Linked DNA regions of Homo sapiens: region 2 is linked to region 1. The links are chromatin contacts, found by Hi-C or POLR2A ChIA-PET in ENCODE. All regions are on one chromosome and are shown on one strand. The core of a region is the stretch at or near the end of the contact, and the rest is flanking DNA. Distances in the headings are between cores, read along the strand shown.

Region 1 (5,005 bases), core at 643-3,142:
TGAACATAGATCCAAAAATCCTCAATAAAATACTAGCAAACCAAATCCAGCAGCATGACAAAATCATAATTCAGCATGATCAAGTGGGCTTTATTCCTGGGATGCAAAGATGTTTCAATATATGCAAATCAATAAATGTGACTCACCACATAAAATTAAAAACAAAAATTATATGATCATCTCAATAGATGCAGAAAAAAACATATAATAAAATCCAACATCCCTTCATGATAAAAACCCTCAAAAAACTAAACATCGAAGGAACACACCTCAAAATAATAAGAGCCATCCAGGACAAACTCACAGCCAACATCATACTGAATGGGCAAACGTTGGAAGCATTCCCCCTAAGAAATGGAAAAAGACAGGGATGCCTACTCCCACTACTCCTATTCAACATAGTAGTGGAAGTCCTAGCCAGAGCAATCAGGCAAGAAAAAGGAATAAAAGGCATCCAAATAGAAAGGGGAAGTCAAATTATCTCTGTTCACTGATGATATGATTCTATACCTAGAAAACCCTACAGATTCCTCCAAAATACTCCTAGACCTGATAAATGACTGGCAGTTTCAGGATGCAAAATCAGTGTATAAAAATCAGTAGCATTACTATATACCAACAATTGTCAAGCTGTGAGCCAAATAAAGAACAGAATCCCAATTACAATAGCCACACACAAAAATAAAATACCTAGGAATACATCTAACCAAGGAAGTGAAAGTGAAAGATCTCTACAAGGAGAACTAAAAAACACAAATAAATGAAAAACATTCCATGTTCATGGATTAGAAGAATCAATATCATTAAAATGTCCATACTGCTCAAAGCAATCTACAGATTCCACCCAATTCCTACCAAATTATCAATGTCATTTTTCATAAAATGGAATCATTCTACCAAAAAGACACCTGCATGTGTATGTTTGTCACAGCACTATTCACAATGGCAAAGTGATGGAATCAACTTAGGTGCCCATCAATGGTGGACTAGATAAAGAAAAAATGGTACATACACATCACGAAATACTATGCAGCTATAAAAAAGAATGAAATCATGTCCTTTGCTGCAACATAAATGCAGCTGGAGGCCTAAGTGAATGATCCTAAGTGAATTAACACAGAAACAGAAAATCAAATGCTGTATGTTCTCACTTTTAAGTGGGAGGTAAACAATGGGTACACGCAAACATTAAAGATGGAAACCATAGACAGTGGGGACTCCAAAGTGGGGGAGGGAGGGCGGAGGACAAGGGTGGGAAAACTGCCTATTGGGTACTATGTTCACAATTTTGGTAATGGGTTCAATAGAAGCCCAAACCTCAGTATTATGCAATATACCCATGTAACAAACCTGCACATGTGCTCCCGAATCTAAAATAAATATTTTCAAAAAGCAATTGACCTATATTATTAACATTTTAATCTACCTGTATATATGTTTTAATCTGCATGTGTTCATGCTTTGAAATATGGTACAGGTACTATGACAATCCCTGTTCTGTAGGGGAGGAAGAAGAGACACATCTCTTCCCCCACATCACAAAGTCAGGAAGGAACAGACCTCACGGAGTCCAGTCTGTCACTGGCTCATGCTTTGTGCCCTTAAAAGGCAAACTGGATAAGTGCCATTCTAGAGAATCAGACAAAATTCAAGTGGAAGAGAGGGGAGGGGAAGAAGACGTCAGCTGGGGCCTGTTTGGAGCATCCCAGCTGAGGCTGCGCAAGGAGGGAGGCACGCAGTTGTGGAATTTGTTCCCCTTTTTGCATACTGACCAGCCCTGGCAACGGAGCTCAAGGCATCTTTGTGCCACTGCTCAACAGTGAGTGATGTCATGGGCACGGCCAGGTCTTTATCAGTTCTGCCGGATAAATAGCCAACTGCACTAGGTCTGGAGAGACAGCAAGGTGCTGTGCGGCAGAGCATTTGGGGTCTCAAAGAAGCAGGTGAGCCTGGGCCCGAGGGGCTGGGTGGAGGAGCACCTTGGTGCTTCTCTGCTGGGGAAGGGACAGGGGACAGGGCATGCTCAGGAAGACAGGCAGGCTGACCCCGCCTGGAAGGCACCCAGAGACAAGAGGGGTGGGCGTAGTGACCTCGTGCCCTTTTAGGGGAGATGCTGCTGGCCAGAGGCCGTTAGGGCCCCCACTACCAACTCCATGTTACTCTCTCTCACCAGTGGCCACCACCATGGATACAGGCCCCGACCAGTCCTACTTCTCCGGCAATCACTGGTTCGTCTTCTCGGTGTACCTTCTCACTTTCCTGGTGGGGCTCCCCCTCAACCTGCTGGCCCTGGTGGTCTTCGTGGGCAAGCTGCGGTGCCGCCCGGTGGCCGTGGACGTGCTCCTGCTCAACCTGACCGCCTCGGACCTGCTCCTGCTGCTGTTCCTGCCTTTCCGCATGGTGGAGGCAGCCAATGGCATGCACTGGCCCCTGCCCTTCATCCTCTGCCCACTCTCTGGATTCATCTTCTTCACCACCATCTATCTCACCGCCCTCTTCCTGGCAGCTGTGAGCATTGAACGCTTCCTGAGTGTGGCCCACCCACTGTGGTACAAGACCCGGCCGAGGCTGGGGCAGGCAGGTCTGGTGAGTGTGGCCTGCTGGCTGTTGGCCTCTGCTCACTGCAGCGTGGTCTACGTCATAGAATTCTCAGGGGACATCTCCCACAGCCAGGGCACCAATGGGACCTGCTACCTGGAGTTCTGGAAGGACCAGCTAGCCATCCTCCTGCCCGTGCGGCTGGAGATGGCTGTGGTCCTCTTTGTGGTCCCGCTGATCATCACCAGCTACTGCTACAGCCGCCTGGTGTGGATCCTCGGCAGAGGGGGCAGCCACCGCCGGCAGAGGAGGGTGGCGGGGCTGGTGGCGGCCACGCTGCTCAACTTCCTTGTCTGCTTTGGGCCCTACAACGTGTCCCATGTCGTGGGCTATATCTGCGGTGAAAGCCCGGTGTGGAGGATCTACGTGACGCTTCTCAGCACCCTGAACTCCTGTGTCGACCCCTTTGTCTACTACTTCTCCTCCTCCGGGTTCCAAGCCGACTTTCATGAGCTGCTGAGGAGGTTGTGTGGGCTCTGGGGCCAGTGGCAGCAGGAGAGCAGCATGGAGCTGAAGGAGCAGAAGGGAGGGGAGGAGCAGAGAGCGGACCGACCAGCTGAAAGAAAGACCAGTGAACACTCACAGGGCTGTGGAACTGGTGGCCAGGTGGCCTGTGCTGAAAACTAGGTCCTCCGGGGGAGGAGGGTGTAGCTGGCGTGTCATCCTCAGGGCGCTTCCTCGCTCACGCCAGGAGGGACTTGGAGTGGCGAGCTGGGGCCCGATGGGGCTTGGGGGCAGAGTAGACATCTAGCCTCCCTAAGGGTATGCGCGCTAAAGCCCAGCTCTCGATCTCACCTCCATCCCCATCCACCCACACACTATGGATTGGGCTCTGGGAAGGGGTCAGGGTGAGAGGCTGCTCTGGAGAACAATGAGGTCCTCATAGCAGCAGGCAGCTCCTGTGTTTTCTTGAGGGTGGCAGAGGAGCTAAGAGCAGTGCCCAGGTCTGAGGGGGCTGCCCAGTGAGTGGCAGGGGCAGGAGAGGGGAGAACCCCATCCTCAGAGCTGCTCCCAGCCAGCGAGTCAGGAGCGGGGGAGACAGGGCTCCAGGGATGAGGCCGCATTCTGCTCCCACAGTGCCTTTTCCAGAAAGTTCCCATTGCTCAATAAATGTGGATCATCAGAGACATTTATGAACAATGACAGAAGAAAAATTACCCAAATAAATGTGGAAGCAAGCAAAAGAGAACAGTGTTTCCTTCTTCTCCTGTTTTGTTCTGGTGGTGTGCTTGGGCCGGGTGGGACTGGTGGATGGAAGGAGAAAACACCAGACTCTGGAGGAAAAGGGCCAAACACCAGGATGCCTGGATGCTGGGAGAGGATCTGGCTTGCAGGGATGAAAATAACAGCTGCCCTGTCTAAAGGACTTGGCCTGACACATCATCTCCTTCTATCTCTCAATAGCCCTGTGAGAGGTACCAGCATTATCCCCAGTTTCAGATGAAGGAGTGGCCCAGAGAGGTGACATCTCCTACCCGAGATCCCATAGCTGGTGGGCGATTGAAGTGGGACCAGAAGCTGGTGTCAGTTGACTCTGACACCCATGCCCCTAAGCCACTCTGCTGTTCTCCATCTGTGTGTCACCTGTGGTCACCTGGCCCAGTCAGATGAGGCTGTCTGAGCAGGACAAATGCAAACAGGCTGTGATAAGGAACAGAAGTAAATGCAAAGCACAGTGAGTATCTGTGTGAGTGCATCCTCTCCCCAGTAAAGAAGACTTCTTGAAAAGTATAGATTACGATACTTGGAGTCAATGATTGGGCAGGTGACTCACAGTGGGCACCCGATGCTCCTCGATCTTAGCTAATGCAGGATCTCTTCAACTTTTTACATCCTTGTCCCCTTCAGAAGCCTCTTTGGATATACATCTTTCCTACACAGCACATTCCTCTGCCTGCTTATGCAATTTCAGTGCAACCAACACACTGTCGGTTTATGTGTTGTGGCCCTTTACAAAGACAGAAACTGGCTGGGCGCAGTGGCTCATGCCTATAATCCCAGCACTTTGGGATGCCGAGGCAAGAGAATCACTTGAGGTCAGGAGTTTGAGACCAGCCTGGCCAACATGGTGAAACTTTGTCTCTACTAAAAGTACAAATATTAGCCGCATATGGCAGCATGCACCTGTAAACCCAGCTTCTTGGGAGGCTGAGGCAGGACAATCACTTGAGGCCAGGAGGCAGAGGTTGCAGTGAGCCGAGATTACACCACTGCACTCCAGCCTGGGTGACAGAGTGAGACTCTGTCTCAAAAAACAGAAGGAAGGAAGGAAGGAAGGAAGGAAGGAAGGAAGGAAGGAAGGAAGGAAGGAAGGAAGGAAGGAAAAGAAAGAAGGAAGGAAAGAGAGAAAGAAAGAAAGAGAGAAAGAAGGAAAGAAAGAGAGAGAGAGAAAGAAAGAAAGAAGGAA
Region 2 (5,005 bases), core at 960-3,459, 35 kb after region 1:
TTTCATCTTAAAATGCTTCCCATTCTGTTTTGGGTGCCCCATATCTGACCTTTACCCTATCTGTCATTGCGGGATGCTGACAAGGACAGTGTGGCTCAATGTGGGTTTCTGTTGTCAAGATACCACAAGGGCATGGAACCAGAAGGGGGCTGTCAGTTTCTGACTGGCTGCAGCAGCTTATCAGAACGTATCACAGATCAGGAGAGGACGATATGATCAACGGATGAGGTAACCATCAGCTGAGGGCAAACAGCTCCTAACTAAAGTCAGCACTTTACAGCTGGCTCCAGTGCACTCTCCCTGTGGCTGCAGGCAGAGCAGCCAGGGCCCCTCCTCCAGCCTCCTCCCACCTCAGAGCTTCAGAGCTTCAGACATCCTTGGTGCTGAGGCCTAGGTTCCATGAGGTCAAAGGGAGAATTCAGGCCGGGCACAGTGGCTCACGCCTGTAATTCCAACACTTTGGGAGGCCAAGGTGGGTTGATCACCTGAGCTCAGGAGTTCGAGACCAGCCTGACCAATATGGTGAAACCTCATCTCTACTAAAAATACAAAAATTAGCCAGGTGTGGTGGTGAGTGCCTGTAATCCCAGCTACTCAGGAGGCTGAGTCAGGAGAATGGCGTGAACCCAGGAGAATGGAGGTTGCAGTGAGCCGAGATCGCCTCTGCACTCCAGCCTGGGCAACAGAGTGAGACTCTGTCTCAAAAAAAAAAAAAAAAGGAGAATTCAGACTAAGCTGTTTTGCAGCATCCCAAGGCTGTGTTGACCTCACGTACAGCTGCATCATGGGAGTGGGCGGTGCGACATCTCAAGTCCAACTCAACCGAGCCATGGTTCAGGCTAAGTTCCCGCTGGTGCCCCTACCTGGAACGCTCTTCAGATAGTGGCTCCTTCTCACCCATTCAAATGTCCCAGGCCTTTCCTGACAGGCCCTGCCCATCTCTCTCTCTCTCTCTCTCAATTTCCCTGCTTGCTTTTTGTTGTTGTTGTTGTTGTTGTTTGATTTTTGGTCCTTTTTTTTTTTTTTTTTTGAGGCAGAGTCTTCCTCTGTCGCCCAGGCTGGAGTGCAGTGGCATGATCTCGGCTGACTGCAATCTCTGCCTCCCAGGTTAAGGTGATTCTCCTGCCCCAGTCTCCTGAGTAGCTGGGATTACCAGTGCCCGCCACCATACCTGGCTAATTTTTGTATTTTTAGTAGAGACAGAGTTTCACCATGTTGGCCAGGCTGGTCTCAAACTCCTGACCTCAAGTGATGTGCCCGCCTCAGCTTCCCAAAGTGCTGGGGTTACAGGCATGAACCCCACCACGCCTAGCCGATTTATTTTCTTTCCCTTTTTTTTCCCCCAGACAGGACCACTGGATTGGAGTGGTGCCATCATAGTTCATTTTAATTTCCAACTCCTAGGCTCAAGTGATCCTCCCGCCTCAGCCTCCTGAGTATCTAGGACTACAGGTGTGCACCACCATGCCTGGCTAATTTTTTATTTTTATCCTTTTTTGTAGAGACAGGGGATCTCACTATGTTGCCCAGGCTGGTCTCAAACACCCAGCCTTAAGCAATCCTCCTCCTGCCTCAGCCTCCTAAGTAGCTGGGATTATAGGTGTGAGCCACCATGCCTGACTTTTTATCTCACTTTTTGTAGAGACGGGGTATCGCTATGTTGACCAGGCTGGTTTTGAACTCCTGGCCTCAAGCAGTCCTCCTGCCTGGGCCTCCCAAAGCGTTGAGATCACAGACGTGAGCCACCTTGCCTGGCCTACTTCCTTTCTTCCTGTAAAATTGCCTTGTTGGTTTGTCTACTTGTTTTCTGTTCATCCTGTTCACTCTTGTCTCCAGCTCCTAGAACAGTACCTCACACAGAGTAACGGCTCCATGTGTTTTGTGACAGGGAAGCAGACAGTGTGGCTTGTTGGAGAGGAGCCACATACCCCCGCCCCCCGATTCATACATGGTGTGACTCAGCCCGAACCATTGCTCAGTTGAGTTGGATTTGAGATGATGCACTGCCCACTCCCGTGATACAGCTGTGTGTGAGGTCAGCACAGTCTTGGGGTGCTGCCAGACAACTTAGTTTGAATTCTCCCTTTGACTCATTGGAACCTAGACCTCAGCACCAAAGATGTCCCCATACCAGTAACCCGGGCAACAGAATGCAGATAAAGGACAGGAGACAAAAGGCGCAGGTTCTGACACATTCTTTGCTTGTGTCATCAGCTAGCAAGTATTCACAGGCACATCCAACCTCCATCCTTACATTCCACAAGGATTTGAGTGTCTGTTATAGGCAAGGGACAATGCTAGGTTTTTTTTTCTAAAAACAAACTTGGGGCTGGGCATGGTGGCTCACACTTGTAATCCTAGCACTTTGGGAGGCCAAAGCGGGTGGACTGCCTGAGCTCAAGAGTTCGACAACTCTTGGTAACATGGTGAAACCCCGTCTCTGCCAAAAATACAAAAAATTAGCCAGATGCAGTGGCGTGCACCTGTGGCCCAGCTTCTCGGGAGGCTGAGGTGTGAGGATCACTTGAGCCCGAAAGGTGAAGGCTGCAGTGGGCCGCGATTGCACCACTGAACTCTAGCCTGGGCAACAGAGTGGGACCCTGTCTCAAAACAACAACAACAAAATAAGAAAGAAAGAAAGAAAAAGCGGAAGTGAGAGATGGATGTGCGTGTAGTCGTGTGGGATAATTGCCCATGGGAAGGAAACAGAATTCAACCTCTTGGAATGTAGGGGGAGGAGGAAGCCTGAAAAAACTGTTCAAATTTGGATTCTGGGCTGAGCACAGTGGCTCACGCCTGTAATCCCAGCACTTTGGGAGGCAAGGCAGGCGGATCACTTGAGGTTCGGAGTTCGAGACTAGCCTGGCCAACATGGTGAAACCCTGTCTACAAAAAATACAAAAATTAGTCGGGCGTGGTGTTGCACACCTGTAATCCCACTACTTGGAAGGCTGGGGTAGGAGAATCACTTGAACTAGGGAGGCAGAGGTTGCAGTGAGCTGAGATCGCACCACTAAACTCCAGCCTGGGTGATAGAGCAAGACTCTGCCTCAAAAAAAAAAAAATTGGACTCTGGGTGAAATAAGTCTGTTGGGGACAAAATCTGGTGGGAGACCCAGAAGGTCAAGCTGCTTTAGAAAGAGCTCAACCACTGACTTTCCTCTTTTTGACCACATGACTCTTCCAGGTATAAAAGCCTGCCGTTGGTGGAAAAGGAAAAGGTGGTCCAGTTAGACAAGATGCCACCGGCTTCTGAAACCAGACATCTTTGAAAACCCACCCATCTACCTGCAGGAAAAGGCAAGGGACCTGACCTCGCCTGGGCTCAGGGAAGAGGTTGCTGGGATCATAACCCCAGGAAGAGACGGGATGGAAGGAGAGCATGCAGGGAGCAGAGGACAGGCTACTCTCCAAGGAGGAGAGGGAAGAGGCCACAGAAATGGAAAAGGGGCCAGGACAAGTCAGTGGAGAGATGGTCAGGGCCTGGCGAGGAGGAGCAGGACAAAAGCGGTGGAGCTCAGCCCCGTGGCGGCAGGGCCACTCCCATTCATCTGGTCCTCTACTTCTGAAGTTCTCGAATGCAGAATGAGATGTACAGATGGGCCAGCAGGTGATATGCTATCTGTCATAGGTTAAGGCCTCATTATTTTATTCATTTTTAAACTTTTTTTTTTTTGAGACAGGGTCTTGTTCTGTCGCCCAGGCTGGTTTGCAGTGGTGCCACCATGGTTCACTGTAACCTTGAAGCCCCTGGGCTCAAGTGATCCTCCTGCCTCAGCCTCCAGAGTAACGAGGACTACAGGTGCACACCGCCATGCCCAGCTAATTTCTTAACGTTTTGTAGAGAAAGGCTCTCACTGTGTTGCCCAGGCTGGTCTTGAACTCCTTGACTCAAGCAATCCTCCTGTCTTGGCTTCCCAAAGTGTTGGGATTACAGGTGTGAGCCACTGCTCCCAGCCACAAGTTTTATTTTAAATGTTTACCTTTCAATGATCACTTCGAGGAGATTTAAGCTTACTCTTTCTTTTTTTTTTTTCTTGAGATGGAGTCTTGCTGTGTCGTCCAGGCTGGAGTGCAGTGGTGCTATCTTGGCTCACTGCAACCTCTGCTTCCCAGGTTCAAGTGATTCTCCTACCTCAGCCTCCCGAGTAGCTGAGACTACAGGCATGTGCCACCACTCCCTACTAATTTTTGTATTTTTAGTAGAGTCGGGGTTTCACCATGTTAGCCAGGTTGGTCTCGAACTCCTGACCTAAAGTGATCTGCCTGCCTCAGCCTCCCAAAGTGCTGGGAGGCATGAGCCACCATGCCTGGCTCATTGTCTAGTTTTTACCAAGAAGATGATGAGATATGCCAGAGGGCTCCGTATCTGCTATGAGAACGTCCCCCAAGAGCAGCTGGCCGTGGTGCTGCAGCTGGAGCTGTGCTTGGAGCTCTTCTTCACCCCCATGGCGGTCACCACCTTCTGCCACTGGCACTTTGTGCAGATCATGCTCTCTGGCCCCAAGTGGGGACCTGGAGGTGCTGAAGAGCCAAGAGACTGGCTGCCGTGACCCTCTTCAACTTCCTGGTCTGCTTGGACCCTGTGCTTTGTCTCCCATGGTGGGTTCCCCCAGTGGAAGAGTCAAATTGGTGGGCAGGCGCAGTGTTGTTCAGTGCTCTCGATGCTGCATTGACCCCTTGATTTTCTTTGTTTTTGTTTTTATTTTGTTTTGTTTTGTTTTTGAGATGGAGTCTTGCTCTGTCACCCAGGCTGGAGTGCAGTGGTGTGATGATCTTGGCTCACTGCAACCTCCGCCTCCTGGGTTCTCCTGCCTCAGCCTCCCGGGTAGCTGGGATTACAGGCACCCACCACCACACCCGGCTAATTTTTGTATTTTTAGTAGAGACGAGGTTTCAACCCCTACTCAGGCTGGTGTCAAACTCCTGACCGCAAGTGATCTGCCCACCTTGGCCTCCCAAAGTGTTGCAATTACAGGCGTGAGCCACCATGCCCAGCCTAACC

The links. Hi-C counts contacts between places; a loop is a spot of excess contacts on that map. ChIA-PET counts read pairs that join two places held with the same protein, here RNA polymerase II (POLR2A). Pooled maps may share reads with other maps.
Region 2: a loop to region 1 is called in a map with no recorded cell type, with 2.6 times the contacts of the local background. The contact joins the promoter of LINC01531 here to the promoter of GPR42 in region 1. A Hi-C loop is called at or near these places in 1 of 168 maps with a recorded cell type or tissue (GM12878), 25 of 37 single-sample maps with no recorded cell type and 12 of 50 pooled maps. POLR2A ChIA-PET finds 5 or more read pairs at or near these places in 3 of 52 experiments (GM12878, MCF 10A and WTC11).

The regions. Positions count from the first base shown.
Region 1 is chr19:35,369,176-35,374,180 of GRCh38, forward strand. It overlaps GPR42 (G protein-coupled receptor 42), which reads left to right and starts at 1,893. Exons shown (of 2, transcript NM_001348195.2): 1 at 1,893-1,943; 2 at 2,174-3,787. The coding sequence starts at 2,185. The coding sequence ends at 3,225.
Region 2 is chr19:35,403,398-35,408,402 of GRCh38, forward strand. LINC01531 (long intergenic non-protein coding RNA 1531) reads left to right here and starts at 2,210. Exons shown (of 5, transcript NR_040046.1): 1 at 2,210-2,284; 2 at 3,188-5,005.